2 separate regions of the Homo sapiens genome follow, and region 1 is linked to region 2. The links are chromatin loops, found by intact Hi-C in ENCODE. Cell type or tissue: endothelial cell of umbilical vein. All regions are shown on one strand. Each heading gives the region's core, and the rest is flanking DNA. Links, peaks and the distances in the headings are about the cores only. Region 1 overlaps ITPRIPL2 (ITPRIP like 2). Region 2 overlaps SYT17 (synaptotagmin 17).

Region 1 (2,853 bases), core at 1-2,500, 71 kb before region 2:
TCCAAGCTGCATTGGCTTCTTATATCCTTTGCGACCTTGGGCTGAAAGAGAAACAGCTGCAAATGTTGTGCTGTCTCTTTGAGGTTGTCTTGGGGACAGTTCCCCGCAAAGGTCATTCCTAGCTTTTGAGGTCAATGTTGGGTCATAAGGTACTGCATTGTGCAAAGAAGTCAGTCTGCTAACTTTATGCAAAGATAGAAACTGCACGGTATTTTTTAAAATTAGTTTTTAAAATAAATGCCAAGAGTAGATCTTATATATATATATATGTATACATATTTTATATATATATATATTTCCATACTCAACCACAACTTCCTCTGTACTCATTGTTTACTACAGTGGGGGACATCAAGGGTTGGAAGGATTATAAAGCTTTAAGGCTGGGCGTGGTGGCTCACGCCTGTAATCCCAGCACTTTGGGAGGCGAGGTGGGCGGATCACCTGAGGTCAGGAGTTCAAGACCAGCCTAGCCAACATAGTGAAACTCTGTCTCTACTAAAAAATACAAAAATTAGCTGGGCGTGGTGGCGGGCGCCTGTAATCCCAGATACTCGGGAGGCTAAGGCAGGAGAATCACTTGAACCCGGGAGGTGAAGGTTGCAGAGAGCCAAGATCACACCACTGCACTCCAGCCTGGGTGACCGAGCGAGACTCCGTCTCAAAAAAAAAAAAAAAAAGCTTTAAAAAGCTGAATTTTAGAAATATTTCTAGCAGTGTCAGTGAGTTCCTCTTTTAATAGTGTTTTAAAGTATAAATCTGGTAACATACTGTTCTTGTAGTTTTTTGTTAGTTTTGTTTTTCAGGTTAATTACCCAAAGCCTCATCCATCCTCAAGGTTTTTAAATTTTATTTTTTTAAAATAAATTGTGCATTGTATTTGTGAATTTTTAAAATATTACTGTTTTATTTAAATGCCATGCTGAGCAATTGTTCTCTGTACATGGTAACCAAAACTTAGAGATTTCGATCAATTTTGATCAATGTTTAGTAAACCAAAACATGTACTGTGTACAACGGAAATAATATGGCATATTAGCCAGGCATGATGGTTGCCCAAGACAGTTAAATTAAGCTCAATTCTGTATTTTATTAGGGCTCTGTTATGTCCTTCATCTGAAATGTACACATTTTTGGTGTATGCTTGGTACTGGAGATTCATATATGCAAATATTCTCATGCAAGAAGTTCCACAGTAACAACAGCAAAAAGAAAAAATTAGTTGTCCAGCCAGTGCTGGAGGAAAATGTTTCTGGGGAAGATGACTCAGTCATTTTGTGGCGAGACACCCTTTGGTAACTCCCACTGACCAGTCTTGGGAGCCTTCCTGGAATGATCGTGGGCTGAGCGGAGATGTTTTTTGCAAAATGAAACTGAAGCTGAAAGAAAGGAGAATTCGAGTGAACCAAGAGAAATCCAAAGACCTGGGGAAGGAGGACTTAAGATGAAAGTGAAGCAAGAGAGGGAAGGGGAAATGAAGTGAAAATGGCGTGAGGGTGTGAGAGAGGTTTGGGTTAGGAAACATGTTTTTAGTGCTATTTCCAACCAGGGGTCGCAAACTCAGCAGCCTGTAGAAACAGGGGTGGGAGGTGGGGGGGAAGCTGTGCCCACCTTTAAAGAGGGGGCCATTGCTCAGCCATGCAGAAAAAAATGGGGCAACAAGCTGGAAATCAGGTTTTTTTTTTTTAAAGTGAAACTTGATGATTTTTAAACAAGTAATTAAAAAAATGTCCAAAACACCATGTGGGCCAAACATTTGTTTGAGCCTGGGGGCCACCAGTTTGCGACCACTGCCTTACGTAGTTAACACCCTGAGTATGTATACAGTCATATTTTTTGTTTTGGATATGGTAGTGTTATATATACTTGGGGGCGTGATATTTGAAGTCATCTTTATCTCTCAGAGTTAAGCTTTATTGTAGAAGAAAAAAAAAAAAGTTAACACAGCCATAGATAACACTTAACTCACAGTTCCCAGGAGGACACTTGATCTCGAAGCTGCTCTTTTTGAGTCAGATCCTACATCAAACCACTTAGGGCCAGTTTTTGGCATTTCCTTCCTGGTGATTTGGGGTAAACTTCTTTGCTCTGTCGGAGTTTGCAGATGAGTAATCAGAAGGATTGCAGAATAACTTGTTTCTTTGTATTTTATTCTTACATTTAAATTAATTTTGGGGGGTTAGTGGTATCCTAGCTCGTGCCTTTACAGGGATGATTGGTGGCTAGATTTGGGGTGCAAGCTTCTTAGGCTCATACCATTTCAACTACCAAGAACACAGGTTTTTGTTTTTGTTTTTTGAGACAGGGTCTCAGTCTGTTGCCCAGGCTGGAGTGCAGTGGCAAGATTGCAGCTCATTGCAGCCTTGACCTCCTGGGCTCAAGCGATCCTCCTGCCTCGGCCTCCCAACTAGCTGGGACCACAGGTATGTGCCACTACACCCAGCGAATTTTTAAATTATTTGTAGAGTCAGGGTCTCCCTATGTTGCCCAGGCTGGTCTTGAACTACTGGACTCAAGCCATCCTCCCACCTCGGCCTCCCAAAGTGTTGGGATTATAGGCGCGAGCCACCACACCTGGCCTAAAAGCGTCGTTCTGATCAGACTTCACCCCTGAATGTTTCTATCATTTTCTTTTCTTTTTTTTTTTTTTTCGAGACAGAGTTTTGCTCTTGTTTTACAGGCTGGGGTGCGGTGGGATGATCTTGGCTCACTGCAATCTCCTCCTCCCAGGTTCAAGTGATTCTTGGGCCTTAGCCTCCCGAGTAGCTGGGATTACAGGCACCTGCCACCACGCCTGGCTAATATATATATATATATATATATATTTTTTTTTTTTTTTTTTAGTAGAGATGG
Region 2 (2,916 bases), core at 221-2,720:
GGGTTTCACCGTGTTAGCCAGGATGTTCTCAATCTCCTGACCTCATGATCCACCTGCCTCGGCCTCCCATAGTGCTGGGATTACAGGCGTGAGCCACGTCTTTTCTCTTCTTATAAGGACACCGGACACCAGTCATATTGAATTAGGACTTACCCTACTCCAGTGTGACCTCATCTTAATTTAAATAACGACATATACAATGACCCAATTTCCAAATAAGGTCCCATTCTGAGATACTGGGGGTTAGGACCTCAACCTGTCTTTTTTTTTTTTTTTTTTCTGAGACAGGGTCTTGCTCTGTCACCCAGGCTGGATTGCAGTCGTGTAATCATGGCTCAATGCAGCCTTGAACTCCTGGGCTCAAGCAATCCTCCTACCTCAGCCTTTCAAGTGGCTGGGACCATGTGGTACCACAAGTGTACACCAACATGCTCAGATAATTTTTTATTTTTTGTAGAGATGGAGTCTCATTATTTTGCCCAGGTTGGTCTTAAACCACTGGGTTCAAGCGATCCTCCTGCCTTGGGGGCCTCAAGTGCTGGGATTAAAGACGTGAGCCAGAATAGCTGCCCTGATTGCTGATTTTTGTTAGAAGCTAACATCTGCCTTCACCAAATTGGTTGGTTGGTCAGTGGAATGGAAAGGAGAGGAGGCAGTTGTGTAATGGTATATAAGACAAAGCTATTCAATTTCTTACTTTTAGCCTATTCTAATGGTGTGTGGAGTTGAGCTAATGCTTAGTGTCTAGTTATACTTTCTTCTTGGAAAACCCATGTGGAAGATGAATGGGTGGCTTATGGGGCCAGCATATAGGCACCTCCTGGTTCAGGGCAGAACATCCCATCTGTCTTGCAACATCCTACCTGACTGCATCTTTGATCTTGGCATTCAGGAAACTGGCAGCTAATGGAGCTATGGCATTTTTGGGGTCTCAGTGATAAGGTTGGCTGGAAGATAATGAAAATAAGACCATACAGTGAGTAGGACAAGGGGATTGACATAGACATGAAATTACACTGGCTATTTAGAGAAATTCTGCTCATTGGAATGGATTGAAAGCCATTGAAATCTGTGTAGGCTCAACTCTTTTAAAAAATTATTAGCTAACATGGTGAAACCCCGTCTCTACTAAAAATACAAAAAATTAGTGAGGTGTGGTGGCGGGCACCTATAATCCCAGCTACTTGGAAGGCTGAGGCAGGAGAAATGCTTGAACATGGGAGGTGGAGATAGCAGTGAGCTGATATCGTGCCATTGCACTCTGGCCTGGGCAGCAAGAGTGAAACTCCGTCTCGAAATTTAAAAAAAAATTATTAGTTTTAATTGTGGGAAAATACACACACCATGAAATTTACCGTCTTAACCATTTTTGCCTGTACAGTTCAGTGGCATTAAGTACATTCACATTGTTGTGCAACCATCACCACCATCCCTCTCCAGAACTCTTGCAAAACTGAAACCCTACACCCATTAATCAATAACTCCCCATCTCCCTCTCCCCGCAGCCCCTGACAACCATCATTCTACTTTCTATGAATCTGACAGTTCTAGGTACCTCATATAAGTAGAGTCATAGATTATTTTTCCTGTGGCTGGCTTGTTTCACTCAGGATAATGTCTTCAAAGTTCATCTGTGTTGTAGCATGAGTCAGAATTTCCTTCCTTTCTAAGGCTGAACTGAATAATATTCCTGTGTGTGTGTGTGTGTGTGTGTGTGTGTGTGTGTGTGTGTCATATTTTGTTGATTCATTCATCCTTTAATGGACACTTGGATTGCCTCCACCCAATGGACAACGGTGCCTCCACCGTTTGGCTATTATAAATAATACTGCTATGAACATGGGTGTGCAGATGGCTTTTTGACCAACTGTGTGTGTGTTTTTTTAAGCCATAAAAATATCCACGATGTAGGTGGTTCATTTTCTCTTGAGTTCATGTGGTTTGGGGAAGGAAGAACAAGGGCAGTGGAGAGATTAGATGCCCCGTGGCCATGCGGGAACCTTTCTGAGCATTAGGAAGGATACACAGTTGTATCCATTTGGCAAGGCTCATCCAGTATTCCTAAAGTTTGTGCATTTCACTGCATATAAGTTTAATCTAAAAAAAAAAACCCACCATAAACAAACACTGAACTCTGGTTAATGATATGCCGAAATGTGTATGGGTGCCATGGTCTGAAGTTTTCCTAAATTCGTATGTTGAAATCCTAACCCCGAGGGGATGGTATTCAGACGGCCTTTGGGGCGGTGGTTAGGCCATGAGGGCAGAGCTGTTATCAATGAGATTAGCGCCCTTGTAAAGAGGCTCCAGAGAGTTGCCTTGCCCCTTCCTCCATGTGGGGCAAAACCAAAAGGTCCCATCTATGAGGAATGGTCCTCAGCAGACATGAAATCAGCTGGTGGCTTGATCTTGGACTTCCCAGCCTCCAGAAGGGTGAGAAATAAATTCTGTTGTTTTCAAGCCGCCCAGTTGATAGTATTTTTGTTACAGCAGCCTGAATGGACTAAGACAGTGAGGAAGTGTACCAATGTCAGCCACTTATTTTGAAATGCATTCAAAAAAGATAGAGTGATAGATGGATAGGGAAGAAGCAAATAGAGCATATTTTAAATATAATTACAGCAGTGTTAATATCAGTAACTGTTCATTTCAGAATCTAGGGGATGTATCTAAGAGTGTGCACTGTACAGTTCTTTTGTTTTGTTTTGTTTTGTTTTTTTGTTTTTGAGACTGTGTCTCACTTTGTCGCCAGACTGGAGTGTAGTGGCATGATCTCGGCTCACTGCAACCTCTGCCTCTCGGGTTCAAGTGATTCTCCTGCCCCAGCCTCTCAAGTTGCTGGGACTACAGGCGCCCGCCACCACACCCAGTTAATTTTTTGTATTTTTAGTAGAGATGGGGTTTCACCATGTTAGC

What was found. A loop is a pair of places that touch in the nucleus more often than their neighbours do. Peaks named below come from ENCODE experiments on the same cell type or tissue, not always from the same donor. Only the 100,000 strongest peaks of a DNase experiment are listed, where the experiment ranks them.
Region 1: it touches region 2 in a loop (3-fold over the local background); 2 of 110 quality-filtered maps call a loop at or near these places.

The regions. Positions count from the first base shown.
Region 1 is chr16:19,117,802-19,120,654 of GRCh38, forward strand. ITPRIPL2 (ITPRIP like 2) reads left to right here. Exons shown (of 1, transcript NM_001034841.4): 1 at 1-2,853. Among named protein-coding and RNA genes, the nearest start is that of ITPRIPL2, 5.3 kb to the left of the region's middle. In endothelial cell of umbilical vein, for the core only: no CTCF peak of the experiment used is centred there; a DNase peak (open chromatin) is centred at 1,290; H3K4me3 peaks cover 364 bases; H3K27ac peaks cover 2,305 bases.
Region 2 is chr16:19,189,078-19,191,993 of GRCh38, forward strand. The region is part of intron 5 of SYT17 (synaptotagmin 17); the gene reads left to right. Among named protein-coding and RNA genes, the nearest start is that of SYT17, 22 kb to the left of the region's middle. In endothelial cell of umbilical vein, for the core only: no CTCF peak of the experiment used is centred there; a DNase peak (open chromatin) is centred at 1,694; H3K27ac peaks cover 394 bases.